2 separate regions of the Homo sapiens genome follow, and region 2 is linked to region 1. A link is an interaction called in ENCODE POLR2A ChIA-PET data of the cell type or tissue named here. Cell type or tissue: A673. All regions are shown on one strand. Links, peaks and the distances in the headings refer to the core of each region. The heading gives the core; the rest is flanking DNA.

Evidence for each region. ChIA-PET counts read pairs that join two places held together with the same protein. Peaks named below come from ENCODE experiments on the same cell type or tissue, not always from the same donor. Only the 100,000 strongest peaks of a DNase experiment are listed, where the experiment ranks them.
Region 2: POLR2A ChIA-PET joins it to region 1 with 13 read pairs; 2 of 35 experiments call an interaction of 5 or more read pairs at or near these places.

What each region holds. Positions count from the first base shown.
Region 1 is chr16:67,567,789-67,583,674 of GRCh38, forward strand. CTCF (CCCTC-binding factor) reads left to right here. Exons shown (of 12, transcript NM_006565.4): 2 at 3,360-3,476. Among named protein-coding and RNA genes, the nearest start is that of CTCF, 13 kb to the left of the region's middle. In A673, for the core only: no CTCF peak of the experiment used is centred there; no DNase peak of the experiment used is centred there; H3K27ac peaks cover 1,527 bases.
Region 2 is chr16:68,324,008-68,339,296 of GRCh38, forward strand. It overlaps PRMT7 (protein arginine methyltransferase 7), which reads left to right. Exons shown (of 19, transcript NM_019023.5): 5 at 676-825; 6 at 5,059-5,167; 7 at 13,452-13,564. It also overlaps the pseudogene RNU4-30P. Among named protein-coding and RNA genes, the nearest start is that of PRMT7, 21 kb to the left of the region's middle. In A673, for the core only: a CTCF peak has its summit at 4,806 (motif pointing left); DNase peaks (open chromatin) are centred at 4,794 and 8,704; H3K27ac peaks cover 1,251 bases.

The DNA.
Region 1 (15,886 bases), core at 1,383-9,382:
ACTATGTTGCTCAGGCTGGTCTTGAACTCCTGGGCTCAAGCAAGTCTCCCACCTCGGCCTCCCAAAGTGTTGACGTTACAGGTGTGAGCCACCATACTCGGCTTTTTTTTTTTTTTTTTTTTTTTTTGAGACAGGTTGTCACTGTGTTGCCCACACTGCAGTGCAGTGGTGTGATCATGGCTCACTGCAGCCTTGTCCCCCACCTGCCCCAAGCGATCCTCCCACCTCAGCCTTCCAAGTAGCTGGGACCACAGGCACACAACACCATGCCTGGCATATATATGTATACGTGTATATATATATATTTTTTAAGATGGAGTTCACTCTGTCTCCCAGGCTGGAGTGCAGTGGCATGTTCTGGGCTCACTGCAACCCCGGCCTCCCAGGTTCAAGTGATTCTCCTGCTTCAGCCTCGGGAGTAGTTGGGATTACAGGTGCCTGCCACCGTGCCGAGCTAATTTTTGTATTTTTAGTAGAGACGGGGTTTCACCATGTTGGCCAGGCTGGTCTGGAACTCATGACCTCAGGTTATCCACCCACCTCGACCTCCCAAAGTGCTGGGACTACAGACGTGAGCCACCATGCCTGGCCTTTTTTTTGTTGTTGTTCTTCTTCCCTGAGACGAAGTCTTCCTCTGTCACCCAGGCTGGAGTGCAGTGGTGCGATGGTGGCCCACTGCAACCTCCGTCTCCCGGGTTCAACCAGTTCTCCTGCCTCAGCCTCCTGAGAAGCTGGGATTACAGGTGCATACCACCATGCCCAGCTAGTTTTTGTATTTTTAGTAGAGACTGGGTTTCACCACGTTGGCCAGGGTGGTCTCGAACTCTAACCTCATGATCCACCCGCCTGGGCCTCCTAAAGTGCTGGGATTACAGGCGTTAGCCACTGTGCCCGGCCTGCCTGGCTAATTTTTATGTATTTTGTAGAGACGGGGTTTTGCCATGTTGCCCTGACTGGCTTTGAACTCCTAGGCTCGAGCAGTCCTCTGCTGTGGCCTCTCAAAGTGCTGGATTGCTGGTGTGAGCCATCACACCTGGCTATATTATTTGGAAACTCTTTTTTTTTTTGAGACTGAGTCTTGCTCTGTTGCCCAGGCTGGAGTGCAGTGGTGTGATCTTGGCTCACTGAAACCTCTGCTTCCTGGGTTCAAGCGATTCTCCTGCCCCAGCCTCCTGAATAGCTGGGATAACTGGCACACACCACTACGCCTGGTTAATTTTTGTATTTTTTTTAGTAGAGACAAGGTTCCACTATGTTGGTCAGGCTGGTCTTGAACTCCTGACCTTGTGATCCGCCTGCCTTGGCTTCCCAAAGTGCTGGGATTACAGGCGTGAACCACTGTGCCTGGCCTATTTGGAAACACTTAGTTCAAATTTAGCTCTTTATTTCATTTGGGATTTTATTTTATTCTTTTTTTGAGACAGAGTCTCACTCTGTCGCCAGGCTGGAGTGCAGTGGCACGATCTTGGCTCATTGCAGCTCCGCCTCCTGGGTTCAAACGATTCTCCTGCCTCAGCCTCCTGAGTAGCTGGGTTTACAGGCCTGCACCACCATGCCCAGCTAATTTTTGTATTTTTAGTAGAGACGGGGTTTCACTATGTTGGCCAGGATGGTCTCAATCTCTTGACCTCGTGATCCGCCCGCTTTGGCCTCCCAAAGTGCTGGGATTACAGGTGTGAGCCATTGTGCCTGGCCTGGGATTTTCTTTCTTTCTTTCTTTCTTTTTCTTTAGAGGTAGGTTCCACTCTACCTTTGCTTGAAGCTTGACAGTTCATTTTGTAATTTAGGGTGAAAAGATGCCATCTAACAAAGTATTCCGTTATTCGACTAAAAAAACTGTTTCATTGCTATGCTTCTAGGATTTTCAAAGGTCAGTAAAAGCTCCTTTTGCCAGTTATCTTTTTTTTTTTTTAATGAGACGGAGTCTAGCTCTGTCGCCCAGGCTGGAGTGCAGTGGCGCGATCTCGGCTCATTCCAACCTCCGGCTCCTGGGTTCAGGCGATTCTCCTGCCTCAGCCTCCTGAATAGCTGGGATTACAGGCGTGTGCCACCACGCCTGGCTAATTTTTGTATTTTTAGTAGAGATGGGGTTTCGCCATGTTGGTCAGGCTGTTCTCAAACTCCTGACCTCAGGTGATCCACCTGCCTTGGCTTCCCCAGTTATCTTACTAAACTGGAAAGCATAGCCTTTACTTGTGGCATGAACAAACTTAATCAGTAAGACCACTACTTGCTAAAGATACGGAAATAAACTGTTAGAGAGCCATTACTGCAGCCATAAGAATTAATTTTTTTTTTTTTTTTTTGAGACGGAGTCTCGCTGTGTTGCCCAGGCTGGAATGCAGTGGCAGGATCTCGGCTCACTGCAAGCTCCGCCTCCCGGGTTCATGCCATTCTCCTGCCTCAGTCTCCTGAGTAGCTGGGACTACAGGCACCCGCCACCACACCCGGCTAATTTTTTTCTTTGTATTTTTAGTAGAGACGGGGTCTCACGTGTTAGCCAGGATGGTCTTGATCTGCTGACCTCGTGATCTGTCTGCCTCGGCCTCCCAAAGTGCTGGGATTACAGGCGTAAGCCACTGCGCCCAGCCAATAATTAATTTTTTGGTAGTTTGAATATGTGTGCCATTATTTGGTTGCAATATTGCAGTGGAGTGTTTTGTTTTGTTTTTTTTTTTGAGACGGAGTCTCGCTCTGTCGCCCAGGCTGGAGTGCCGTGGTGCGATCTCGGCTCACTGCATGCTCTGCCTCCCAGGTTTGCACCATTCTCAGCCTCCCAAGTAGCTGGTACTACAGGCGCCTGCCACCACACCCGGCTAATTTTTTGTATTTTTAGTACAGACGGGGTTTCACCATGTTAGCCAGGCTGGTCTCGATCTCCTGACCTCGTGATCTGCCCGCCTTGGCCTCCCAAAGTGCTGGGATTACAGGCATGAGCCACCGCGCCTGGCCTTTTTTTTTTTTTTTTTTTTTGAGACAAGATCTCTCACTCTGTCAAGCAGGCTGGAATGCAGTGGCACAATCTCAGCTCAGTACAGCCTCAAACTCCTGGGTGAGTCTCCCACCCTGGCTTCCGAAAGCGTTAAGATTACTGGTGTGAGCCTGGAGTACTATTTTGCTACTTAGAAACCTTTAGTCCTTTATATATTTAGCAAATGTGTGAAAAAATAAATGAATGTTTTGTTATTGGCTTGATGGTGGACATTTATGGAATGGCTCGGTTAGTGACATGACATGAACAGGTGTTTTGTTTCTTTCCCAATTTTTTCTGTCTTCAGTTTTCCCTCATTTTTTTTCATACTATATGCGTATTTGTATGAATTTAGTGTTTCATAAAATGATTTGTGCTTTTCTTTTAGAATGATTACGGACCTGAAGCCAAAGAACAAGATGCGCTAGTGGACAGATTGCTGACCAGGGGCTTGAGAGCTGGGTTCTATTTTCCCTCCTCAAACTGACTTTGCAGCCACGGAGAGGTAAGTGCTATTTCCATTTTTTCTATCTTAAAAATGGTAGTAATATAACCCTCCTGGAGTTGGAGGATTTGTTGGCTAATTCTTGAATATAGGGGATGCAGGATATCAGGTGATTGAGAGCATACAGGCTTCATAATCAGAGTCCTGGGTTTGAAACTCTTTACGATGATATACTAGCTGGGTAATATGGGGCAAGTTACTTTAACCTGTCTACTCCTGTAGTCCTCACTTGTGAGAGAATAACACCACCAATCTCAGAGACTATTCTCCGTTAATGAGAATGTGTTTTGTAAAGCTTTAAGTACTATTCTGAACATGTACATAGAAAGATCCCAGGAAATTGTGGCTGCTTTTCTGTAGAAACCCTTGGAATGTGTATTTTGACTATTGGCAAATGAACTGAAAAGAAAGTCCATGACCTGTGGCTACTTGTAATTTTGATAAGAAACAGATGGAATCCTGTTCTTGGGGAACCTGGTATCCTGGATAAAAATTGTCTTAATTTGAGTTAGCCTAGCTCATTGCCCATTTTGCGTCAGAGTGTGACAGTGATTATCATTTTAATTTAGCCTGTAATTTTTGCTATAAAATATAATGGACATTATATGGAACTTGGAACAGACCTTCTATAAATATTGGAATCTACTATGCTTTGGGATCTCATAAACAACAAAGTGGGATTCTGGTTGTAAAAATTATCTCTTCTCACGGTACCGGAAAGCACATTTTTTTCAGACCCTAGAAAAATGTGAAAATAATTTAATCGTACATGTGTAATGGCAAAAAGGAATGTAGAAGTGGAAATTACAAATGCCAGGATTAGATAAGCTTATGTGAATGAATCATCTAAATGACTACTAAGATTTTTCTTACAAGCTCTGCCTGGAGCAAATAAAGAGAAGGGAATAGGAATGAAAGTTCTGTTATTCTTCAAACCTTTATTTTCCAAATGGGCAACTTGTTATCCTGCTAGATGGGAAGGAGAAGGTCTGTGGTAGTATTCTGTCACTCCAAAAATAACTTACGCCCTGCAGGTTCTTTTAGGAGTGTTGACACAGAGTGCATACCAAAAGTTGCTGATTTAAAAACTATTGAGAAATCGAACCTTTAAGAGTTTAGGGAATGGGTTTATAGGAACACGTTAATCACTTTCAAGTGTTATGACTAGCTTAATTGCTTAGATCCCTGTTTCTCAAACTGGGATATGAATACCCTTAGGGAATCAGGTGGTATGATTTCGGGGTACTTGGAGTCACAAGAAAGATAAACATGACCCATCTTCCTAGAACTTCAGTTATAGTCATAGAGGAGGTGGTGAGTTAAGTAATTTAACTGGTCAGTGATTAAATATTAAATATTGGCCAGGCACGGTAGCTCACACCCAGTACATTGGAAGGCCAAGGCCTCCAAAATCCCAGTAATCCTAGTACTTTGGGAGGCCAAGGCAGGTAGATCACTTGAGGTCAGGAGTTCCAGACCAGCCTGGCCAACATGGTAAAACCCCATCTCTACTAAAAATATAAAAACTAGCCGAGTGTGGTGGTGGGTGCCTGTAATCCCAGCTACTTGGGAGGCTGAGGCAGGAAAATCGCTTAAACCTGGGAAGCAGAGGTTGCAGTGAGCCAGGATTGTGTCACTGCACTCCACCCTGGGCGACAGAGTGACTCTGTCTGCCCCCCCCCGCCCCCCCCCCCAAAACAACAAAAGACTGGGCGCGGTGGCTCACGCCTGTAATCCCAGAACTTTGGGAGGCTGAGGTGGGCGGATCACAAGGTCAGGAGTTCGGGACCAGCCTGGCCAACATGGTGAAACCCCGTCTCTACTAAAAATACAAAAAATTAGCTGGGTGTAGTGGCGGGAACCTGTAATGCCAGTTTCTCGGGAGGCTGAGGCAGAAGAATTGTTTGAACCTGGGAGGCGGAGGTTGCAATGAGTTGAAATCACTGCACTCCAGCCCAGGCAACAGAGTGAGACTCTGTCTCAAAAAAACAACAAAAAAAACCCCAAGAAGACAATTAGCTGGGTGTGGTGGTGCGTGCCTGTAATCCCAACTACTCGGGAGGCTGAGGCAGGAGAATCACCTGAACCAGGAGGCAGGCAGAGGTTGCAGTGAGCCAAGATCACACCACTGCACTCCAGACTGGGTGACAGAGCAAGACCGTCTCAAAAAATAAATAAATAAATAAATATTAAATATTGTTATATTAAAACAAATAGACATTTTTGGAGCAGAATGAAAACTGTATGATTAAGATAACATAGGTCTTCAACAAAATGAGCATGAGTGCCTGAGGGTGGGAAGTTCTCTCTGTATAGGTTCTATAGTGGATATGTTTGAGAAGCAATACATTTGAGCTATAGAACAGCTCTGCTATCCTGCTCCTTACTTTGTCCTTGTAGTATTTGTGTAGGGAAAAACTCTCAAGCCCAGGTTTTTCCTTTGCTTTCACATAACAACCACCATCAACACAAAAGAAGACTTACGTGGCTGGGCCCAGTGGCTCATGCCTGTAATCCTAGCACTTTGGGAGGCCAAGGTGGGCAGATTGCAAGTCCAAGAGATTGAGACCATCCTGACCAACATGGTGAAATCCCATCTCTACTAAAAATACAAAATTTAGCCGGGCGTTGTGGTGCGTGCCTGTAGTTCCAGTTACTGGGGAGGCTGAGGCAGGAGAATCGCTTGAACCCGGGAGGCGGAAGTTGCAGTGAGCCGAGATCATGCCACTGTACTCTGGCTTGGCGACAAGGCGAGACTCCATCTCAAAAAAAAAAAGACTTACGTGACCAAAGATGGGGTGGAGGGATTTTCCTCACACACCAAACAGTGTATGCCAACTAGGTGTCATCCAACACCATCTACCCAAGATGGTGTCAGATCCCACACGTTTAGGGTTCAGTCCCATAAGACCACCTGTCCTTCCTACCAGTCACAAGCCCATTCCTTCAGAGCTTCTGACCAACTGGCTTCAAGTTGAGTTTCCCACGACCTCTTTCTTGGGTTCCATTAGTTTGCTAAAGCAGTTCACAGACCTCAAGGAAACACTTCTTTAGATTTGCCAGTTTGTTAAGAGGACTACTTTATTTATTTATTTTTGAGACAATCTCACTGTGTCGCCCAGGCTGGAGTGCAGTGGCGTGATCTCGGCTCACTGCAACTTCCCCCTCCCAGGTTCAAGCAGTTCTCCTGCCTCAGTCTCCCGAGTAGCTGGGATTACAGGCGTTCACCCCCACGCCTGGCTAATTTTGGTATTTTTAGTAGAGATGGGGTTTTGCCATGTTGGCCAGGCTGGTCTCAAACTCCTGACCTCAGGTGATCCACCCAGTTCGGCCTCCCAAAGTGCTGGGATTACAGGCATGAACCACCACGCCCAGCCAAAAGCATCTTTTTTTTTTTTTTTTTTTTTTTTTTGAGATGGAGTCTTGCTCTGTTGCCCAGGCTGAAGTGCAGTGGTGCAATCTTGGCTCACTGCAAGCTCCGCATCCCAGGTTCACACCATTCTCCTGCCTCGGCCTCCCAAGTAGCTGAGACTACATGCGCCCACCACCACACCCAGCTAATTTTTGTATTTTTAGCAGAGACAGAGTTTCACCTTGTCAGCCAGGATGGTCTTGATCTCCTGACCTCTTGATCTGCCTGCCTCGGCCTCCCAAAGTGCTGGGATTACAGGCGTGAGCCACTGCGCCCAGCCAAAAGCATCTATTCTTAACTGTGTGTTTTACAATTACTAAGTATTGTTATTAACATATTGCTCTTAACATAAGTGGCATTTAAGAATTACATTTTTTCCATATGTCCTTGTGGATAGAGGAAAAAAAAAGAATTACATTTTCTTTAGTCACGCGTTGTGTTGCATGCCTGTAGTCCTAGCTATTCAGGAGGCTGAGGCCGGAGGATCGTCTGAGCTGAGAAGGTTGAGGTTGCAATGAGCCGTGGTCCCACCACTGCATTTCATTCAGCCTGGGTGACAGAGTAAGACCCTGTCTCAATAAACAAATAAGTAAGTAAGAATTAAGTTTTCTGAGGCTGGGCGTGGTGGCTCATGCTTATAATCCCAGCACTTTGGGAGGATGAATTTTATTTTAATCCCATTAGGACTCCAAGTCCTGGCCATGCAGCTTAATAGCTATATGGCCTTGGGCAGGGCAGTTCTATTAGAGGTGACTTCCTTGGGCTTCCCTTTCCTCTTTTTTTTTGAGAGATGGAGTCTCGCTCTGTCGCCAGGCTGGAGTGCAGTGGTGCAATCTCGGCTCACTGCAGCCTCTGCTTCCCGGGTTCAACCGATTCTCCTGCCTCAGCCTCCTGAATAGCTAGGACTACAGGTGCGCCACCATGTCTAGCTAATTTTTGTATTTTTAGTAGAGACGGGGTTTCACCATATTGGCTGGGCTGGTCTCAAACTCCTGACCTCAGGTGATCCGCCCACCTTGGCCTCCCAAAGTGCTGGGATTACAAGCGTGAGCCACCGCGCCCAGCCAAGTTGGTTATTGTATATATTTTGCATTAAACTGAACTTCGATGACCACCAGATAATACAAATGTTAATGAACTAAACGGAAATATTGTGCCATAGGAAAATGGGTTAGATTTATCAGAAAATCTGTTGAGCAGTAGAGAAGTGGGTAAGAAAACAAGGTCTCGTTGCATGTTGCAAGGGATATAAAACCCTAACCCATTTAAAAAGATGAATGTCAGCCTGGGCAACTTAGTGAGACCTTGTCTGTAAAAAAAAAAAAAAAAAAAAATGTAGCCAGGTGTGGTGGTGCACACCTGTAGTCTCAGCTACTTGGGAGGCTGAGATGGGAGGATCACCTGAGCCCAGGAGGTTAAGGCTGCATGCACTCTAGCCTGGGTGACAGAGTGAGACCCTGTCTTAAAAAAAAAAAAAAAAAAAAAACGGAAGGCTGTTAACCAGCAAAATGCTTATGAGAGAGGTTTTTTAATAGCATAATACCAAAAAGTTAATTATTATGGAATAAAAGTAAAGAAAATCCCAAACTAAAACCTGGCGTATAGCAGAAGCTCAATAAGTAATTATTTGGATGAATGAATGCCTAGGGAAAAAAGACTAAACAGACGTGGAAATCATCAGTCAAAACTAGTAGTGTGAGGGTAGTTTGGTTTGGGGGTCACTTTTTGTTGGTTTTGTATAGTTTGTGTAATTTTTTTTAATGCAAATACTTTTTTTCTTTTCTTAGATTAAAGCAGAATTACCAAAATCTGGCTATAAAAATATTTAACAATAGGTGACTGGTTAAATTATGATACATCCCTATAATAGAATGTTTTTTTTTTTTTTTTTTTTTGAGATGGTGTCTCCCTCTGTCACCTAGGCTGGAGTGCAGTGGCACGATCTCTGCTCACTGCAAACTCCGCCTCCCGGCTTCACACCATTCTCTTGCCTCAGCCTCCTGAGTAGCTAGAACCGCTAATTTTTTGTGTTTTTAGTAGAGATGGGGTTTCACCATGTTAGCCAGGATGGTCTGGATCTCCTGACCTCGTAATCCGCCTGCCTCTGCCTCCGAAAGTGCTGGGATTACAGGCGTGAGCCACCGTGCCTGGCCTTATAATAGAATGTTGTGTAGCCATTATGTATAAAAAATATGTTGAAATGGCAAGATATTTGAAACAAAGTACAAAGAAAGCAGATTATCAAACAATATGTATGGTATGATCTCGTGAGAGTAAGTATATGTATATATTGGGGAGGGGACTGCGAATTTGGATATAAGCCAGAATGTGTGTATAAAACCTATAGGTAGGTTTCTTTAAGCTTTCTCCTGTTGCCTGTATTGCATAATTTTTAAAGGAAAAGGGAATGCAGTACAGTAGGAAGTAGCACTGAAACTTTCTGATAAAGGTAATGAAATGGGCCGGGCGTGGTGGCTCACACCTGTAATCCCAGCACTTCGGGAGGCCGAGGTGGGCGGATCACGAGGTCAGGAGATCGACACCATCCTGGCTAACACAGTGAAACCCCGTTTCTACTAAAAATACAAAAATTAGCCAGGCATGGTGGCGGGCGCCTGTAGTCCCAGCTACTTGAGGAGGTTGAGGTGGGAGAATGGTGTGAACCTGGGAGGCTCTGTCTCAAAAAAAAAAAAAAAAAGGATAATGAAATGATAAAAGGTGTTTTTGCCTAGTTTACTTGGCAGTAATGTCTAGACTTCTTTTTTTTTTTTTATTTTTTGAGATGGAGTCTCGCTCTGTTGCCCAGGCTGGAGTGCAGTGGTGCGATATTGGCTCACTGCAAGCTCCGCCTCCCGGGTTCATGTCATTCCCCCGCCTCAGCCTCCTGAGTAGCTGGGACTACAGGCGCCTGCCACCACGCCTGCCTAATTTTTTTTTTTGTATTTTTTTTAGTAGAGACGGGATTTCACTGTGTTAGCCAGGATGGTCTCATCATCTCCTGACCTTGTGATCCGTCCACCTCGGCCTCCCAAAGTGCTGGGATTACAGGCGTGAGCCACCGCTCCCAGCCAGTCTAGACTTCTTGAGTGGAATCGAGAGGGCCACTGGAACAGTTATAGAAGTGCAGCCAGGAGGAGAGTAAGGCAGGAGGAAGCTCCTGCATCTGCCCAGCTGTTAGAGGGGATTGAGGTTGCAGAGGCAGTTCTTGCAGTGATCCTCACTTAAATTTGGTCTTAAACTTTGTTTAAATATTACCCAAGTAATGTTTAGTTTCATTCTTTGGAAGAGTCTAATGATTGTAGAATTACATTAGAACCTAAAGAATCCCTTAACTTTGTTTTCCCAGAGCTGAAGACTATTAATAGTCTGGTGTGTTGACTTTGCACTTTTATTAACAGGCATGTACATATAATACAACTTTTTAAACAAAATATAATTGTGCTATGGAAATTTTCTGTAACCACCACATTTAATGTAAGAACATGAGGGGGAAATACTTCAAACAGTGCAAAATGTTAATAATGAAAAGTAATCCTCAGTCTTGCCTCTGATCTCTCATTTTTCTTCCTCAGAGGCAATAAATACCAATTTCTGATGTATCCATCCAAAGAAAATTCTGCGTATATTCAAATGTATGAGTTTATGTATCTTTTTTTTTTTTTTTTTTTTTTTTTGAGACAGGGTTTTCACTCTGTTGCCCAGGCTGGAGTGAGACACGTGATCTTGGCTCACTGCAACCTCTACCTCCTGAGTTGAAGTGATTCTTGTGCCTCAGCCTCCCAAGTAGCTGAGATTACACACATGTGCGGCCATGCCCAGCGAATTTTTGTAGTTTTAGTAGAGATGGGATTTCACCGTGTTGGCCAGGCTGGTCTCGAACTCCTGGCCTCAAGTGTTCCACCCACCTCGGCCTCCCAAATTGCTGTGATTACAAGCATGAGCCAATGTGCCTGGCCAAGTTTATGTATCTTTTTAAAAAAGCACAAATAGGCCGGGCATGGTGTCTCACGCCTGTAATCTCAGCATTTTGGGAGGCCGAGGCAGGCGGATCACCTGAGGTCAGGAATTCGAGACCAGCCTGGCCAACATGGTGAAACCCCATCTCTACTAAAAATACAAAAATTAGCTGGGCGTGGTGGCAGGCGCCTGTAATCTCAGCTACTCAGGTGGCTGAGGCAGGAGAATCGCTTCAACCCGGGAAGTGGAGGTTGCAGTGAGCCGAGATTGCACCATTGCACTCCAGCCTGGGGGACAAGAGCAAGACTTCGTCTCAAAAATAAATAAATAAAAATAAAAGGCCGGGCGTGGTGGCTCACGCCTGTAATCCCAGCACTTTGGGAGGCCAAGGTGCGTGGATCACCTGAGGTCAGGAGTTCAAGACCAGCCTGACCAACATGGTGAAACCCCATCTCTACTAAAAATACAAAAATTAGCGGAGTGTGGTGGCACACGCCTGTAATCTCAGCTACTCGGGAGGCTGAGGCAGGAGAATCGCTTGAACCTGGGAGGTGGAGGTTGCAGTGAGCCGAGATCGCCATTGCACTCCAGCCTGGGCAACAAGAGTGAAACTCCGTCTCAAAATAAATAAATAAATAATAAAAATAAAAAATAAAGCACAAATAGTAGCTTACTATACACGTTGTTCTAGACGTTTGAGTTGTTTTCAATCTTTGTTTTTTTTTGTTTTTTTTTTATTTGAGACGGAGTCTTGCTGCTCTGTCACCTAGGCTGGAGTGCAGTGCCGTGATCTCGGCTCACTGCAATCCTTGCTTCTCAGGTTTAAGCGATTCTCTTGTCTCAGCCTCCCGAGTAGCTGGGATTATGGGCACATGCCACCATGCCCGGCTAATTTTTGTATTTTTAGTAGATACAGGGTTTCGTCATGTTGGCCAGGCTGGTCTCAAACTCCTGACCTCAGGTGATCCACCTGCCTCGGCCTCCCAATTGCCCTGGCCTCCCAACTGCCCAGGCTTCCTGAAGTGCTGGGATTACAGGTATGAGCCACCACGCCCAGCTTGTTTTTAATCTTTTGCCATTAGAGAAAAATACCCTAGTAGTAGATAGCCTTCTTATATACACATCTTTAGGCTCGTGTACTAGTGTAAACATAGAGAATTGCTTGTATATTCCTAGAAGAGGGAATGGCATGTACAAAGGCCCAGAGGCAGGAAAGGAAAGACCTAGAATGTTCTGGCTACTGAAAGAAGTTCAGTGTGATTAGAGGCGAGTATGTCAGGCTGGATGCAGATCTGCTGATAGGGCCCTGAAGCACTTGGTAGGCCATGTGAAAGAGTTTGGACTTTAAGAGTTTTCAGCATGGTGGTTTCAGAAGGGAAGTCTTCTTGCTGATAATGGATTTACATTTTAGAAATCCGTGGCCGCTGTGTGAAAAATGGTGGGTAATGGAGCAAGAGGGGAAGCAGGGAAACTGTTTAGAAGGCCATTGCATTGGTCCATGCAAGATGTAATGCTGTCCTGACTTAAGGTGGGATAACTGGGATTGCTGTTTGTCTAGTTTGTTAAATTATAATGATTATTTTAAATTAATTTAGAGACAGACTCTCGCTCTGTTGCCCAGGCTAGAGTGCTGTGGTGTGATCATAGCTCACTATAACCTTGAACTCCTGGCCTTAAGTGATCATCTGGCCTCAAGCTCCTGAGTAGCTAGGAGTGTAGGTGCGTATCACCAGGCCCAGCTAATTTTTTTTGTAAAGATGGGGTCTTACTGTGTTGCCCAGGCTGGCCTTCAACTCCTGGCCTCAAGCAATCCCCTCCTCCCAGGCCATCCAAGGTGTTGGGATTACAGGTGTGAGCCACCATGCCCAGCTTAGTTTTTTAATTATTTATGTATTTTATTTTTATTTTATTTATTTATGTATTTATTTATTTATTTATTATTTTTGAGACGAAGTCTCGCTCTTGTCCACCAGGCTGGAGTGCAGTGGCTCAATCTCAGCTCACTGCAGCCTCTGCTTCCCGGGTTCAAGTGATTCTCCTGCCTCGGCCTCCAGAGTAGCTGGGATTACAGGCGTGCACCACCACACTCGGCTAATTTTGTACTTTTAGTAGAGGCACCTGCCCCAACGCCTGGCCAAATTTTTTTTTTTTTTTTTTTTTTTAGTAGAGACAGGGATTCACCATGTTGGCCAGGCTGGTCTAGAACTCCTGACCTCAGGTGATCCACCCACGTCGGCCTCCCAAAGTGCTGGGATTACAGGCGTGAGCCACCGCACCAGGATTTACTTATTTTTTATTTATTTATTTATTTTTGAGATGGAATCTCGCTCTTTCGCCCACGCGGGAGTGCAGTGGCGCTATCTTGGCTCACTGCAAGCTCCACCTCCCGGGTTCACGCCATTCTCCTGCCTCAGCCTCCCGAGAAGCTGGGACTACAGGCACCCGCCACCGCACCCAGCTAATTTTTTGTGTTTTTAGTAGAGACGGGGTTTCACCGTGTTAGCCAGGATGGTCTCGATCTGCTGACCTCCTGATCCACCTGCCTCGGCCTCCCAGAGTGCTGGGATTACAGGCGTGAGCCACTGCACCTGGCCCGGCCTTACTTATTTTTAATTAGGTTGGAATCCTATTCTGCATCCTCCTTTGTAACCTTGCTGCGTGTTGTGAACGTTTTTCCTGTTAGATGATCTTTTTCTTTTTTTTTTTTTTGAGACAGTCTCACTCCGTCTCCCGTGCTGGAGTGCAGTGGCATGATCTAGGCTCACTGCTACCTCTGCCTCCTGGGGTCAAGTGATTCTTGTGCCTTAGCCTCCCAAGTAGCTGGGATTACAGACATGCTCCACTAGGCCTGGCTTATTTTATTTTATTTTTATTTTATTTATCTTTTTCAGACAGAGTCTTCCTCTGTTGTCCAGTCTGGAGTGTGGTGGCACGATCTTGGCTCGCTACAACCTCCGCCTCCCAGGTTCAAGCGATTCTCCTTCGTTAGCCTCCGGAGTAGATGGGATTACAGTCGTGCACCACCACACCCGGCTAATCATGTACTTTTAGTAGAGATGAGGTTTTATCACGTTGGCCAGGCTGGTCTAGAACTCCTGACCTCAGGTGATCCACCCACCTCGGCCTCCCAAAGTGTTGGGATTACAGACGTGAGCCATAGCACACAGCGCTAATTTTTGTGTTTTTAGTGGAGACAGCGTTTTGTCATGTTGACTGGGCTGATGTTGATCCACCTGCCTCAGCGTCCGAAAGTGCTGGGGTTACAGGTGTGAGCCACCTCACACAGCCTCTGTTAGATATCTTTTGTTGGCCGGGTGCAGTGGCTCATGCCTGTAATCCCAGCACTTTGGGAGGCCGAGGCTGGCGGATCACGAGGTCAGGAGATGGAGACCATCCTGGCTAATACGGTGAAACCCCGTCTCTACTAAAACAAAAAATTAGCTGGGTGTGGTGGTGGGCACCTGTAGTCCCAGCTACTGGGGAGGCTGAGGCAGGAGAATGGCATGAACGGAGCTTGCAGTGAGCCGAGATCGTGCCACTGCACTCCAGCCTGGGCCACAGAGCAAGACTCCGTCTCAAAAAAAAAAAAAAAAATCTTCTGTTACTTCAAATTAGTAGGAACTTTGTTGTTGGATGTTAAGTGGCATGTGTGCATGCTTTAGTTTTCTGAACTGTTCCTTTGGGCATAGCAGTCCTTGTTTGCCCTGACTTTTTGCCTCTAGTATGTTGTTTCTACCTATTCCTCATTAATTGAATTATTTCTAAAATACGAGCATTGGCCAGGCAGGGTGGCTCATGCCTGTAATCCCAGTACTTTGTGAGGCTGAGGCGAACGGATCGCTTGAGTTCAGGAGTTTAAGACCAGCTTGGGCGACATGATGAAACTCGGTCTCTACTAAAAATATAAAAATCAGCCGAATATGGTGGTGGGTGCCTGTAATCCCAGCTACTTGGGAGGCTCAGGCACAAGAATCACTTGAACCTGGGAGGCAGAGGTTGCAGTGAGCCGAGATCGCGCCACTGCACTCCATCCTGGGCAACAGAGTGAGACTCTGTGTCAAAAAAATAAATTAAATAAAATATGAACATTGACTCTGAGAGCCAAGTTTATTGTAAATTTGAGTGCATAGACTTTGAGATTTTTTTTTTAATCAAACCTTTTTTGGTCCTGTTCTTGTTTTCTAAGTGGTAGATATTTGCTGGTTTAATGACTTACAGATAGGGTGACATAGAGGTCTGTCTTAGTTAACAGCTATGTAGATTATCCTATCACGTATATAGCTGTAAATACTCTACACATTTTTCACACACTGAACTTAAATCTCCAATTTCTTTTTTTTCTTATTTTTCTTTTTTTTTTTTTTTGAGACGGAGTTTTGCTCTGTTGCACAGGCTGGATGGAGTGCAGTGGTGCGATCTCGGCTCACTGCAACCTCCGCCTCCCAGGTTCAAGTGATTTTCCTGCCTCAACCTCCCAAGTAGCTGGGATTACAGGCACCAACTACCACGCCTGGCTAATTTTTTGTATTTTTAGTAGAGATGAGGTTTCACCATGTTGGCCATGCTGGTCTCTTAACTCCTGACCTCAAGTGATCCTCCAGCCTTGGCCTCTCAAAGTGCTAGGATTACAGGCATGAGCCATGGCGCCCAGCCTACTTCTTATTTTGAAAGAAGTAGATGATACACATTATCTTCCCCAATAAGGAAGGAGGAAATGAGTCCTAAAATGTCCTAGGTTGCTGAGGGTTTTTGAGGAAAAGAGTATATATCTAGCCAGGCGCGGTGGCTCACGCCTGTAATCCCAGCACCTTGGGAGGCTGAGGCAGGTGGATCACCTGAGGTCAAGAGTTCAAGACCAGCCTGGCCAACATGGTGAAACCCTGTCTCTACTGAAAATACAAAACTTAGCCGGGTGTAGTGGGGCATGCCTATAATCTCAGCCACTCGGGAGGCCGAGGCAGGAGAATCACTTGAACCTGGAAGGTGGAGGTTGCCGTGAGCCAAGATTGCTCCATTGCACTCCAGCCTGGGCGACAGAGTG
Region 2 (15,289 bases), core at 4,531-12,530, 760 kb after region 1:
AACAAGCCATACATATTGCAGCAGAGCGGCTTTAACACAAGGAGCTGGCTACCCAGCTGTGGGAGGGCTAGAAAGCAAATGGGAACGCTGAGTAACCTAACAGTAGAGATTGCAGGGAGCAGTTACCTTGCCTAGGGCTGAGAAACTAAACGAGAAGATTAGGATTTCCAGAAGCCACAAGCATTGAGGAGAGATCCTGTGGACCACTGTCCAAGTACGGCTGCAGCTCTGAGGGGCCCAAGGAGCTGGTTATGGGATCATTGGGAAAAGTTGGAGTCTGCAATCAACTGCCCCTACCGAGAGGACCCTGATGAGAACAGCAGCATGCAGAAAGGAGCAAGCCTGCTCTGTCCTCCTACCTTCCAGTCGCCCTCTTGGTCCCCCTTTTGGCTGTACCTAACAGTTGGAAAAAGGAGAACATGGTTTGCAGGGCTCTGGCATCACTTAGTAGAGGATAGAAGAGTGAGTGTGGAGCAGGGACAGTCGCTTAATAAAGGGCAAGGGGCTGACTCACAAGACCTGCCCAACTCAGCCAGAGCTGTTCTGCCAGGGGCCAGAAAGGCCATAGGGCCCTGACTTGCACTGCCACTGCCAGCTGTGACTCTAGAACTTTGCAAAGCACCTTTCCACTTACTTATAATAACTGGTAGTAAGTGACGGCCATGTCTTCCTTAGAATGTAAAATACTACCAAGGTATCCGGGCTGCCGTGAGCAGGGTGAAGGACAGAGGACAGAAGGCCTTGGTTCTCGACATTGGCACTGGCACGGGACTCTTGTCAATGATGGCGGTCACAGCAGGTGCCGACTTCTGCTATGCCATCGAGGTAAGCCATTCCCTTCAGGTGTGTGTCCTGCATCTTGCATGGGAAATCCCCTATGCTCTTGCACTTTCCCCGTCTGTTCCTTCACAAACATTCATGGAGTGCTCACTCTGTGCCAAGCACAGAGCCAGGCTCTGAGCGTATAGAGATGAGTCAGACACAGTTCCTTCCTCCAGGAGCTAATTTTCTCCTCTGTCAGCCTAGGCTGCACATCAGAATCACTAGGAGCTTTAGAAAATACTTACAGGCTGGGCACAGTGGCTCACGCCTGTAATCCCAGCACTTCGGGAGGGTGAGGCAAGACAATTGCTTGAGCCCAGGAGTTTGAGACCAGCCTGGGCAACATAGTGAGATCCCATCTCTACAGAAAAACTTTTAAATATTAGCTGGGCATGGTGGCATGTGCCTGTGTTCCAGCTATTCTTGAGGCTGAGATGGGAAGATCTCTTGAGCCCGGAAAGTCAAGGCTGCAGTGAGCCATGATTTGGACTTCATGTAAGAAAGCAAAAAATTACTTCTACCTTGTTTAAGCCAGTTATTGTGGGACTTTGTTGTTTCCAACTAATCAGTATATGAACTCAGTTTTGTAGGGGAAAGTATTTAAATACATGCCCCCACACCACCACACTCCAGCCTGGGTGACAGAGTGAGACTTTATCTCAAAAAAATCAAAACGAAACAAAGGCTGGGCACAGTGTCTCACCCCTGTAATCCCAGCACTTTGGGAGGCCGAGGCTTGGATCATGAGGTCAGGAGTTCAAGACCAGCCTGACCAACATGGTGAAACTCCATCTTTACTAAAAATACAAAAATTAGCCGGGTGTGGTGATGCGCGCCTGTAATCCCAGCTACTCAGGAGGCTGAGGCGAGAGAATCGCTTGAACCCAGGAGGCAGAGGTTACAGTGAGCCGAGATTGCGCCACTGCACTCCAGCCTGGGCGACAGAGTGAGACTCCATCTCAAAACAAAACAAAACAAAAAAACCTTATGCCTAGTCCCCAGCCCTAACAGATTTTGATTTAACTTTTCTGGGGTGAGGCCTGAGCCTTGGGACTTGGGAATGTGCGGCAAGGTTGAGAACCACTACCTTAAATGTCCCTATGGAGTCAGCTCTCTTATGTTTACCAATTTGTCATTTCTTTAATAAAACATTAAACAGCTTGAGCCCACAGAGCAAGAAAAATTAAAAACCAAACAAAATTAAAAATTAAACATGTTATTTTTCTCATAAAACAAATAATGCATATTATTATAGGAAATTTGGTAAATACCAAATAAAAATAGTATGTTGACCCAAAGTTAAGTACTGTTAACATTTTGGTGTATATTCTTCCAAGTTTTGGGGGCAGGCAGGGAGCATGTATATAAATACTTTCCCTACAAAATTGGGTTCATGTAGTGATTGAGTTGGAAATAACAAAGCCTCAAAATCACTGTGGTTTAAGGTAGAGTAGTTTTTTGCTATCTTTTTCGTGGCGTGATCTCTATTCACCGCAACCTCCGCCTCCTGGGTTCAAGCAATTCTCTTTTCTCAGCCTCCCAAATAGCTGGGATTACAGGTATGTACCACTGCACCTGGCTAATTTTTATATTTTTAGTAGAGATAGGGTTTCGCCATGTTGGCCAGGCTGGTCTTGAATTCCTGATCTCAGGGGATCCCCCCACCTCAGCCTCCCAAAGTGTTGGGATTACAGGTGTGAATCACTGCGCCCTGCCTTGTTCCTCTTTTTTAAAAGTAAGAATAACTTTCCCAGGAATTTCTATTATAGCAAACCTCTCCTTGGGTACCATCGGCTAGAATGAGGTTAAATCTCATTTCTTATCTCTGGCAAGAGGGATTCAGTTACTCTTAGCTCAGACAAGTGCACCACTGCAAAGGTCAGTTCCCCACGCTGCACCCTCACCTGATTTCAGGGGAGAGGAGGACACAGAATGGATGTCGGGAGGTCATCTTCAGTGTCCACTCCTGGTAGTGTTTTGGGTGAGATCTTGAGCTTCTTGATGGGCTGAGGAGAAGGAGGTGTGAAGGTACCAGCTTGCAGGTTCAGGGAGAGGTGACTGATGAGTCAGAAGGCAGCAGGGGTGAGGGACGACACTGGCTTTGGATATTGTCAGGGTGGAGGCAAAGTGATTGGTGAGAACTAGGGTTTAAGGCCCTCAAACCACATCTAAAAACATCAAGGCAAATCCTAGAAATAATTTGAAATAGATGATGAAGATTTTTCTAGGAGAACATGTGTGTGTATTCCATGTAAATACTGCGCGCTAATCAATTGCACAACTGGAGCTGCTCACGTAAGTACTCTTTACGAAAGGATACAGCATTTGTCCCTTGATTATAGTAAAAAATATAGTATTCATGGTAGAAAATGTGGGAAATACAGAAAAGGATTTAGAAAAAAGGAAAATCTTATCAGGAACAGTCTCGGTATCATTTTGTGGTTTCCACTTCGTGTGTAGGGCCACACGTGAGTCTGTTTGTTTTACATGCTAGAGCTCTTGGGGCTGTGGAATCTAGACTGGATAAGTTGAAAACAAAGAGTTGGAGGTGCTTATTTATGTTCAGGGAAACTCGAAGAGTTCAGGGAAGACTTCTGGATGGGGGATTCATGCTGCCCTGGGAAGTGGGGTTTGATTTGGCAGGTGGGGCCAGGATAGGGAAGGCTCAGTGATCATGAGATCATTGTGGCTGGAGTGTTGGTTGTTGGGGGAATGGGGGAGGAAGACTGGGAAGGTAAGGGAGGGCCTCCAAAGCAGTAGTTTCCCCTTATCTATGGTTTCACTTTTCGTGATTTCAGTTACCTGTGGTCAACTGAGGTCCAAAAATACTAAATGGAGCCAGGTGCGGTGGCTCACGCCTGTAATCCCAGCACTTTGGGTGGCTGAGACAGGTGGAAACCTTGAGTCCCAGAGTTGGAGACCAGCCTGGGCAACATGGCAAAACCCCGCCTCTACAAAAAGTAGCTGGGCATGGTGATCTACGCCTGTAGTCCCAGCTACTTGGGAGATTGAGGTGGGAAATTGCTTGAGCCTGGGAGGTGGAAGCTGCAGTGATCATGCCACTGGACTCCAGCCTGGACAATAGAGTGAGACCCTTCTCAAAAAAAAAAAAAAGAAAAATTAAATGGAAAATTCCAGAAATTATTTATAAGTTGTAAGTTGTGTACCATTCTGAGTATTATTACATAATTGTTCTATTTTTAGTTATTGTTAATTTATAAATTATTATTTATATTTATTATTGTGCCTAATTTATAAATTAAACCTGGTCATAGGTAAGCTTGGAGGCTGAAGCAGCTCCACTGTGAATGCTAATCCTCCACGCTGACTTCTGACCAACCCCAGCTTCAGGAATGCCTCTAAAATTTCCGCTCTCATGCACTTTGATGTAAATCCTGCCCTCAGGTCAGAACAACTTTGATGTTATCATAAATACATACTTACCGTAAATCCTGCCCTTCGTCAAATTCCCTGTGGTATGTAAGCCCTGCGTCTGAGCCATAACAGTGTGGGGGCCCAGTTTCTCACTGCCCGAGACAAGGCTTCTGTTTGTATGTCTCTATAAAGTGTGTCTTTCTGAGAAGCTGGATTTGCCAGTCTTTCCTCAGCCTCTCAGCTCCCGTGGCCTGTTGGGGTAGGTTTGCATAGAGCTGCCCACCATGGAACAGTATGTATGTATAGCAAAAAAAAAAAAAAAAAAAAAATGGTATACATAAGGGTCAGTACTGTCTGAGGTTTCAAGCATCCACCAAGGGTCTTAAAATGTATCCCCCATGGACAAGAGGCACTGCTGCACCATAAGAAAATAGAGGCTGTGTTCTGCCAACAGTGGGGATTTGGGACAATTTTGAGCCCAGAGGATGACCTACTTACTCACACCTACAGTCTGCTCTCCTCTGGAGGGCACAGCACGCCTCCCAGGTTCGTGAGGCAAGTCCCTTTCCTGGCTTTTTGGCGTCCTCTTGTGCGGTACTGACACCTACTGCTCTTACTAAGTAGTGCAGCCTCCTCAGGATCCCCGGCATCCCCGCTGTGCCTGGCACGGAATGAGAGTCCCTAATCACAAGTTAAAGCCAGCTGAATCTCAGCCCTTTTTCATGATGCACATTTGGAGAATAAAGTATTTAAGTTACATATCTTAGGACCAGAATCAAGGAATAGCTTGCTCACCTTAAAGGTCAGACTACTGTTTAATTTATTGCTCATTTTTCCTTGGGTTTCGGCTCTATTTTCTAGGTTTTCAAGCCTATGGCTGATGCTGCTGTGAAGATTGTGGAGAAAAATGGCTTTAGTGATAAGATTAAGGTTATCAACAAGCATTCCACCGAGGTGACTGTAGGTCCAGGTGAGATTTACACACCCTGTGTTGAAAGCTTTGCTTGCTCTTGTGTGAGAGAGGAAAAGGGTTATTCCAGTTACCTGGAACAAATCCAGGTCATAGCATAGAAGTGGGACCTCTCTGTGTGGAGCTCTGACAGTAAGGACTTGGTTTCTCTTGATGTTTATTTTCCTGCTAGTTAAAACTAGTCAACAAGGAGTAGACTAGAGCTAGTCAGGTCCAGCAATGGAGACGCAAACAAAACCTACATTTGCTTTAAGCAAATTGGAATTCTTATGGGGCTCAACTCTTGAGTTTCAACTACCAATAATTACGCCTTGGATAAACCTCATTGGCTACGATACTGCCACTGCTCAAAGCTCAACTCTGAGTTTCATCAGGCAGAAAGTACTTAGTTCTTTTATTTATTTATTTTTTTGAGAGAGAGTCTCACTCTGTCGCCCAGGCTGGAGTGCAGTGGCGCTATCTTGCCTCACTGCAAGCTCTGCCTCCTGGGTTCACCCATCCTGGCTAACACGGTGAAACTCTATCTCTACTAAAAATACAAAAAATTAGCCAGGCATGGTGGTGGGCACCTGTAGTCCCAGCTACTGGAGAGGCTGAGGCAGGAGAATGGCGAGAGTAGTTCTGACATTCTGCTTCTGCATACAACATGAACAATTTTCCTGTATAGCATTGTCTCTTAAGGTTTCCAGAATATGTATATGTACACACACACACACACACACACATATTTTTTTTTTGAGACGGAATCTCACTGTGTCACCCAGGCTGCATTGCAGTGGTGCAATCTTGGCTCACTGCATCCTCCACCTCCTGGGTACAAGTGATTCTCCTGCCTCAGCCTCCCAAGTAGCGGTGATTACAGGTGCCTGCCACCACACCTGGCTGCTTTTTGTATTTTTAGCAGAGACGGGGTTTCACCATGTTGGCCAGGCTGGTCTTGAACCCCTGACCTCAGGTGATCCGCCTGCCTCAGCCTCCCAAAGTGCTAGGATTATAAGCGTGAGCCACCATGCCTGGCCTCCAGAATATTTTTTATAGTCTAGAACTTTGTTTCAGTCTTTGAAAATTTCACATGCCACTGACACTTAGAGAACATAGTTGAAAGATTTGCAAAGGAAAAACTGTGGTGAAGTTATGGATAACACCATGGGTTTTTTCTAATTTTTTGTGGAGATAGGGTCTTACTATGTTGCCCAGGCTGGACTCAAACTCTTATGCTAAAGTGATCCTCCCATCTCAGCGACCCAAGTACCTGGGACTACAGGTGTGCACTACTGCACCTGGCTTTTTCACCACGGTTTTGGAGAATGCAGTATCATTCTGAATTGAAGCTTCTACCTAAGGTCAACATTATTCTCCCATTTAACAATTTTTTTTTAATGGAGAATCTGAAACATGTACAAAAGAAGTGGGTACTATCTTATTTATTTATTTATTTGAGACAGAGTCTCACTCTGTTGCCCAGGCTGGAGTGCAATGGCAGGATCTCAGCTCACTGCAACCTCTGCCTCCCATGTTCAAGCGATTCTCCTGCTTCAGCCTCATGAGTAGCTGGGATTACAGGCGTGCACCACCATGCCTGGCTAATTTTTGTATTTTTAGTGGAGACGGGGTTTCACCGTGTTGGCCAGGCTAGTCCCGAACTCCTGACCTCAGGTGACCAGCCTGCCTCGGCCTCCGAAAGTGCTGGGATTACAGGTGTGAGCCACCGCGCCCGGCCTATCTTTTTTATTTTTAAAATATACAATAGAGTGCTCAAATCATTCCATTTACAATCAACGTTATTGAAGTATGATTTACATTAAATGAATATCCATTTTCATTATGGATATTTGACAAATATAAACACACTTGTAACCACCATCACCATAATGAAGATAATAGAACATCTCCATCATGCCCAAAGAGATTCCTCATAACCCTTTCTATCAGTCCCCCCATATCCTGGTCCTAGGCACCCACTCATAGACTTCATTATAGATTAGATTTGCCTGTCTAGGATTTCAAGGAAGTGGAATCAAAGAAGTGTGGACTCTTCTGTGTGTGTGCTCTCTTTTTTATAGCGTGATGCTGGTAAGATTCTTCCACACTGTTCATGTCTTGGGGGTCCGTTCTTTTGTGTTACTGAGCAGCACTCTATTAGATAGATGTACCATAACTTGTTTATCTCTCTACCTGTTGATGGACAGGGATTTCTTGGATAGGTCTTTAGATTCACTGATCTTTTCTTTTGCAGCATCTAATATGCTGTTAAGTATATTTAGTAAACTTTTCATTTCTCTTTCTTTGTTGTTCTTTTTTTTTTTTTTTTGAGACAGGATCTTGACCTGTCCCCCAGGCTGGAGTGCAGGGGTGTGAGCATGGCTTATTGCAGCTTTGACCTCCTGGGCTCAAGCAGTCCTCCTGCTTCAGCCTCCTGTGTAGCTGGGACCACAGGCTCATGCCACCATGCCTGGCTAACTTAAAAAAAATTTTTTTTTGTAGAGATGGGATCTCAGTTTGTTGCTTAGGCTGGTCTCAAACTCCTGGGCTCAAGCGATTCTCCCACCTCAGCATCCCAAAGTCCTAGGATTACAGGCGTGGGCCGCTGTGCCTGGCCTCATTTTTGATATTGTATTTTTTAATCTCTGAAAGTTCCACTTGATTCTTTTTCATAACTTCCATTTTTCTCATGTTCATAGTTTTCTATAAGCACATTTATTTTAGCTTTTTGAACATCCTTATCTTCTGTTCCCACCATCTTTGTTTTTTCTGGGTTTGTTCTCTTGACTCATTTTTATCCTTATTCTGGGTCACATTTTCCTTCTTCACATGTCTAACCATTTTTGTTTGGATGCTGTGGCTATTTGGAATTCCCCATTGTTGAGTGCTAGACTTCGTTGGTTTTGCTTTTTAAACTTTGGCATGCAGTTGGGTTACTTGCAGTTCAGATTGATCCTTTCAGGGCTTGTTTAAGCTTTCTTTGGAGTGGGGTTAGAGTAGCTTTAAGTCAGGCCTTCTCAACAGTAGTGCTGTGACGTTTTGGCATTCTCCAACTATGTGACATTTTGATAATTCTTTGTTGTGGACCCTGTCCTTTGCATTGTAGGATGTTTAGCAGTGTCCCTGGCCTCTTCCCAGTGGATGTCAGTAGCACTCCCCTCCTCCCACCATTCTTGCCAACTAAAAATGTCTCCAGACTGCCACGTCTTCCTTGGTCTCGAGTGTGTAAAATTGCCACCTGTTGAGAACCACTGCTCTAAGGCTGTTTAGCCAGACAGTTACTGTAACCTTTCTGGAGTGTCTGCTGAGAGCTCTAGGTGCTCAGCAGGGTTTCCCTTGTCTGGCTGATCAGAACTTGAATGTTTCCCAGGCCTCTGAGAGCTCCGGAGATTGTTATCACTCATGCAACCTTTGCTCGGCTTCACAGAGTATTACCCTGTGTGTGTGTGAATGTATTAACACAGACCCTAGAGGAACCCTGTGCAGCATTCTGAAGGCTTTTTTTCTGTGTAATTTCCTCTCTGATTCTCTGCCTGGCAAGTTCCAGCTGCTTCCACTTCCCTGAACTCGTTTCCTGTCTGTTTAACTCAGCAAGACTGCCGTGCTCTGTGTCACCTCTTACCCTATACTGTGGTCTGGAAAGGGTCTCCTGGCTGATAGCCAGAGCAGGGTAAGGGTTACTTGGTTTGTTTCCCTTCTTAGGGAGCAAACTGTGTTGCCTCTTGCTCAACATCTGAAAACACTTGTTTCATATATTTTGCCCAGTTTTCTAGTTGATAACAGCCGGAGGGTAAGCCTGATCCCACTTATTCCACTATGGCCAGAGTGGAGATTGATTCATTTATTTATTTTTTTTTGAGACAGTCTCACTCTGTTGCCTAGGCTGGAGTACAGTGATGCGAACACAGCTCACTGCAGCCTCGACTTCTGGGCTCAAGTGATCCTCCTGCCTCAGCCTCCTGAGTAGCTGGGACCACAGGCAGGCGCCACCATACCCAACTAATTTTTTTGTTTTTTTAAATTTTTATTAGAAACTAAGTCTTGCGGCTGGGTGCAGTGGCTTATGCCTGTAATCCTAGCACTTTGGGAGGCCGAGGCTGGCGGATCACCTGAGGTTGGGAGTAGCAACCAGCCTGACCAACTTGGAGAAACCTGTCTCTACTAAAAATACAAAATTAGTCAGGTGTGGTGGTGCATGCCTGTAATCCCAGCTACTGAGGAGATTGAGGCAGGAGAATTGCTTGAACCTGGGAGGCAAAGGTTGCGGTGAGCCGAGATTGCGCTATTGCACTTCAGCCTGGGCAACAAGAGCAAAATTCTGGCTCAAAAAAAAAAAAAAAGAAAAGAAAAGAAACTAGGTCTCGCTTTGTTTCACAGGCTGGTCTTGAACGCCAGGCCTCACACAGTCCTTCTGCCTCAGCCTCCCAAAGTGCTGGGATCACAGATGGGAGCCACTGTACCTGGCGAGATCATTTATTCTTGAAAATTTATCCATTTTGACGGCAGGGAGACTGATCTGCAGGGCAGCCTTGGCCATGAAGTATGCTGACTCTGCCTCCAGGCAGCATTGTTCACACACACCTCAGCTTAGGCCAGGCCCCTCATATGATTTCTTATTAAAAAAAAAAATTTTTTTTAGATAGAGTGGCTCTGTCGCCCAGGCTGGAGTGCAGTGGCATGACCTCGGCTCACTGCAACCTCCACCTCCCGGATTCAAGTGATCCTTCCACGTCAGCCTCCTAAGTAGCTGATATTACAGGCATGCACCACCACCTGGCTAATTTTTGTATTTTTAGTAGAGATGGGGTTTCACTATGTTGGCCAAGCTGGTCTTGAACTCATGACCTCAAGCGATCTGCCTGCCTTGGCCTCCCAAAATGCTGGGATTACAGGCATGAACCACCACGCCTGGCCAATTTCGTAATACTTTTCTTCATAGCGCTTACCACTGCAATCATTAAATCATTATGTAGTTATGTATTTAATGTCTGTATCCCCACCCAGCTGAGGCATCCTGAGGTCATGCACTGCGTGGGTTGTATTAACTATTCCATTCCGTTATTTGCTCCGGGCCTGTCATGTAAAGGAGTTAGGTAATTTTTGTAAAGTGAGTAGATTGTCAGTTGTGCTTCATCCATAATCCCTTGTAAATGTGACTTTGTTTCCGATCCTCAGCCTGACAAGTGGCTTCCTCATTGCCAAGTTGGGTGGTCTTTCCTCTGCTTTTCCTCTCTAACCACTGCCGCTTTGGTACTTCTGCCATTCCTTCCTTCTTGAAACTCTCCCTGGACCTTAGTGACATCTCTTCATCTTGGTTCTCCTGTGTTGCTTTCTTTCTGCTCCAGATGTATACTTTCCAAGGTTCTGCTCTCAGCCCTTTTTAAAAGTGGCATCTGAAGTTGCCTGTTCCCCAGAGCTGGGTTACATGCTGAGGCTTGTGGAGAGCCAACCCAGGGAGCAGCGTGTGTTCATCCGTCCATTTTGTTCATTTGGAAAGGGCTTAGGAAGCTCCTGGGGTGGCTACCTGCTTCAGACTCCCCCACCCCGTGCCCTTATACATTAGCAGTCACACTCAAAATACCAGGCCCTCAAGAAGTACTTGTTAAAATGCACTGGACCATAAAGCTTGAATTTTTTTTTTTTAATTTTTATTATTTTTTGAGACAGTCTCACTGTATCACCCAAGATGGAGTATGGTGGGGCAATTTCAGCTCACTACAACATCTGCCTCCCGGGTTCAGGCAATTCTCATGCCTCAGCCTCCTGAGTAGCTGGGACTACAGGCGCGTGCTACTACACCCGGCTAATTTTTGTATTTTTAGTAGAGACAAGGTTTCACCACATTGGCCAGGCTGGTATCGAACTCCTGGCCTCAAGTGATCAGCCCAGCTTGGCCTCTCAAAGTGCTGGAATTACAGGTGTGAGTCACTGTGCCTGGCTCTTGATTTTTATTTTAATGAAGCAATTTGGACTATAAAGCATTTTAAGTTATATAATTGGTTTAAACATTCAGGAGATAGAATTGGCAGAGTGGGTGATCAGTGGGTTGTAGGGTGACAGAAATCAATAATTTATCTAATGTGTGTTGACTGTTACGGGGCACTAGACCTTGTGGGTGCTGGGGTACAGTAGTGGACAGGCAGTCAGCGGTCCTGCTGTCCTGGAACTAGTAAATGATGCCCAGATTCCTGGACTATGTGACTCATTGATTGATTGAGGCAGAAACCCTGGAGGGAGGAGCAGGCGTGTTAGCTGGGGTGGGTGGGATGAGTTTTGGACAGTGTATTCCAGTTGGAGTTTGATGTGACATCAGAGAGGATGGGCAGGGCTTCTCGGGAGGGTGGTCTCTGTGGCAGAAGACAGAAGTTTCTTCTTAAGCTCCTCCACGTGATACTGTCATGGAGCACAGGTGAGCTTCATAGGAAGTGTGCTTTTTTTTTTTTATCTTCATCATCCCGACCACCACCACATGAGACAGAGCCCATTCACCCGTTTTACTGATGAGGCAACTGATGGTCAGAACGGAGGGCTCAGGGATAGGAAGTGAGATCCAGGCCAGGCTCCAGCCTCGAGCTCGAGGTTCACGCTGTCTCTGTTGTGCTCTTCTATCAGCTGCTCTCTTTCTTTTTTTTTTTTTTTTGAAATGGAGTCTCACTCTGGCCCAGATTAGAGTGCAGTGGCGTGATCTCGGCTCACTGCAACCTCTGCCTCCCAGGTTTAAGTGATTCTCCTGCCTCAGCCTCTCAAGTAGCTGGGATTACAGGCACCCATCACCACGCCTGGCTAATTTTTGTATTCTTAGTAGAGACAGGGTTTCACCACGTTGGCCAGGTTGGTTTCAAACTTCTGACCTCAGGTGATCTGCCCATCTCAGCCTCCCAAAGTGCTGGGATTACAGGCGGGAGCCACCGCGCCCGGCCCCTGTCAGCTGCTTTCATGCTTCTCTTTTCCTTGTGTCATCTGTGAGACTTGTGCTCTGTGTAGGGGAAATGAGTGGGCTTTGTCAGATTATAATTCATGAGGCATTAAAAGTGTTTACAGTTAATTCTCCCTGATGAATAGCCCCTTCCAAAGTCTATTTTGGCTCTTGGCTCATTAAAAATTATAATTGTAGAAGTAGCAGTACATTACTGAGGTTTAGAAAACAGTTAACAGAAGATCCCTCCCAAATCCTACTCTTCTCTAAAATCCTACTGTCCTAAAACAACTGTTATTTAAGAGATTGTTTGGTGACAAGGCGCTTTCATTAAGGGAATTTGCCATAGTGATCTGGGGATTCTAAGTCATGGATCTCAATTTTGGCTGCCAGAGCCTAACTCACAGTAGCTGGAAGATCATCAGAGAACCTTGTTGTCTTGCTTTGGCTTTCCCTCCCTCTCCCTGCAACCTAGAAGTATTTGACATACCAGCATTCTGTTTTTGCTTTTCAAATAATTTTTCTAATTTAGTGGTTAATAGTTTAATTGTTAATTTATATCTCTCTAATTGCTAATAGGGATGAAAAAGTTTTCATAAGTTTGATTTCTGTTTTGAATTTTCTGTTTATATTTTTACCTGGTTTCTTTTTGGGTGTGTGTTTTTTTTGTTTGTTTGAGACAGAGTCTCACTCTGTCGCGCAGGCTGGATCACTCTGTCGCGCAGGCTGGAGTACAGTGGCACAATTTCGGCTCACTGCAACCTCTGCCTCCCAGGTTCAAGTGATTCTCATGCCTCAGCCTCCTGGGTAGCTGGGGTTACAGGCGTGTGCCATCACACCTGGCTAATTTTTGTATTTTTAGTAGAGATGGGGTTTCGCCATGATGGCCAGGCTGGTCTTGAACTCCTGGCTTCAAGTGATCCTCCTGCCTTGGCCTCCCAAAGTGCTAGGATTACAGGCGTGAGCCACCATGCCTGGCTAATTTTTGTATTTTTTGTGGAAATGGGGTTTTGTCATGTTTCCCAGGCTGATCTCAAACTCCTGAACTCAATCCATTGGGTATTTATAGTTTTCTTATCATTTTTTGCAGTCTCCCTCCCAATATTAAGCATACAGAATAGCTGTAAGAGCAGTACAGTAAACACTTATGATCCCTTACCCTAGATTTATCAATTAGCGTTTTGTCATACATTTACATATGGATTTTTTTTTTTTCCTGAACCATTGGCAAGTCAGTTGCAGACATCCTGACACTTCTGAATACCTCAGCATGTATATGTGCTTTTAGCGTGATGGCCCCTTAACCACTTATCTTTCCCATATTTGCTGTAAATATTTTTCCTAGTCTGTTGCTTATGTCCAACTCTGTTTTCTTGTGTTTTTCAGAGGGTGACATGCCATGCCGTGCCAACATCCTGGTCACAGAGTTGTTTGACACAGAGCTGATCGGGGAGGGGGCGCTGCCCTCCTATGAGCACGCACACAGGCATCTCGTGGAGGTAGTAGACGGAGGGCTCCCTCAGACGTGTCTGTGGTCTCAGCCAGCTCACATAGCACTCACTCATGCACCGTGTCCCACACAGCCCAAGCCCTCAGCACCTCTGATACACCTGGGACACCCCTCCATTCCTGGGGGGGCTCTGGTTCTCCTCACTTAAAACTTTCATGTCCCTTGAATGCCAAATCTTAATAGGTTAGAGTTGAAAAGCAAGAAACTATATTCAAATTCAGTTAAGTTCAGCAAATATTCTCAGGAAGGCGATGCTTGAGCTGTCAGTCTTGAGAAGTGATCAGGTGTTGGCCTGGCAGATGGAATATTTCTGGTAGAGGAGAGCAGCACGTGCTAGACGTGAGACTGAATCGGTGCGGTGGCTCCGGAGCCTGCTTTGGATTTTGTGCTGTGTGGGAGGCAGGAGAGATGGGCTTAGCAACTGAGGCTAGAGAGCTGGGCAGGGGCTAGATGGAGTGGGGTTTGGGGGCCATGCCCAGAGGGTAGCTGTCATTAGAAGGTGGGGTGGCATCACAGGAGGGTTTGAAGCAGAGGATTGACAGCAGACTTATGCAGGCAGATGTGTGGAGGGCAGTTGGGGTATAGGGCTGGAGGTTGCGGGTGGGTTAAAAGGCTGTGGAATCGTCCAGACGCTGTGGTACAGTGGGCCTCAGCTAAGGCTGTAGACAGAGGCCTGATAGGTGGTCCCAGGAGTTGGTGGTCCCTTAGGTGTAGAGATATCGATGCTAGGGTTTGGGCACCTGGATTGGATGGTGGTGCTTCCTGTTGACGGGGAGTGCAGGAAGAGGGGTAGCCTTGGGAAGGTTGGGAAGTGGTGAGGGCGATTCTTCTGGTTTACACAGAGTTTGAGCTCTCTAAAGGTCAGCCAAGCAAAGAGGCCCAGAGATGCATGGATTTACTCAGTGAAGAGGGCATGGTTGAGGTCACTGTGGAGAGTGTGGAGGGAGACAGTCCGGACCAGGGAGTCCCCTTGTGAGGTGGGGCGGAGGAAGCACAGCCTGGGGAAGGCAGCGGGAGTGAGTCCAGTTAGAGCAGCATTTGTCTACCAGAGCAAGGTTGGGAGATGCTTCGCAGGGAGGCCAGTTATTCTGCTAGCCTTTTACCATGCCCAGAGCAACCCCTACAGCAGAGAATCATTTGGCCCAAGAGGCCAGTGGTGTCCTGGTGGTGAAAGCCATGTGGGTAGCAGCTGTGAGTGTGCTCTTGCCGGGTCCCTATTGCCTGGTGCATGGAGGACGTGGAGTGGATGCAAGAGGTAGGAGGAGAGCCGGACAAGGAGCCGGAGCCGGAGCCACAGCCCTAGGGGCTGAGTGTGCAGCAGTGCCCAGCGGCGCTAGAGGGCTGGGCAGCTGAGGGGGCACCGTGGTCCACAGGGCTTTGCCACAAGGAGGCTCTTGTTTTGGTGCTGGGCAGGAGCGGCACTGAAGGGACACTGAGCCCAGAGCCAGGATCACCACCCAGCAGCAGGACGTGAAGCATTTAAGAGTGCCAGGTAGCCAGGAACTTAGCTGACAGAAGTCATTTTAGGCACAGTGTGTGTTCTTTTTGAAATGTAGTACCCTTTTTTTCCCTTTTCCAAGGGCATAGGGCTGAAAACAGTTCACTATTCTAATAGTATAAGGTGTTGGGCATTACTGAACCAACCTAATGTTAAGGAATAAACCTCTTTTGATCAATGGGAATTACTGTGGGTCTAAGCATCTGATTTTTGTTT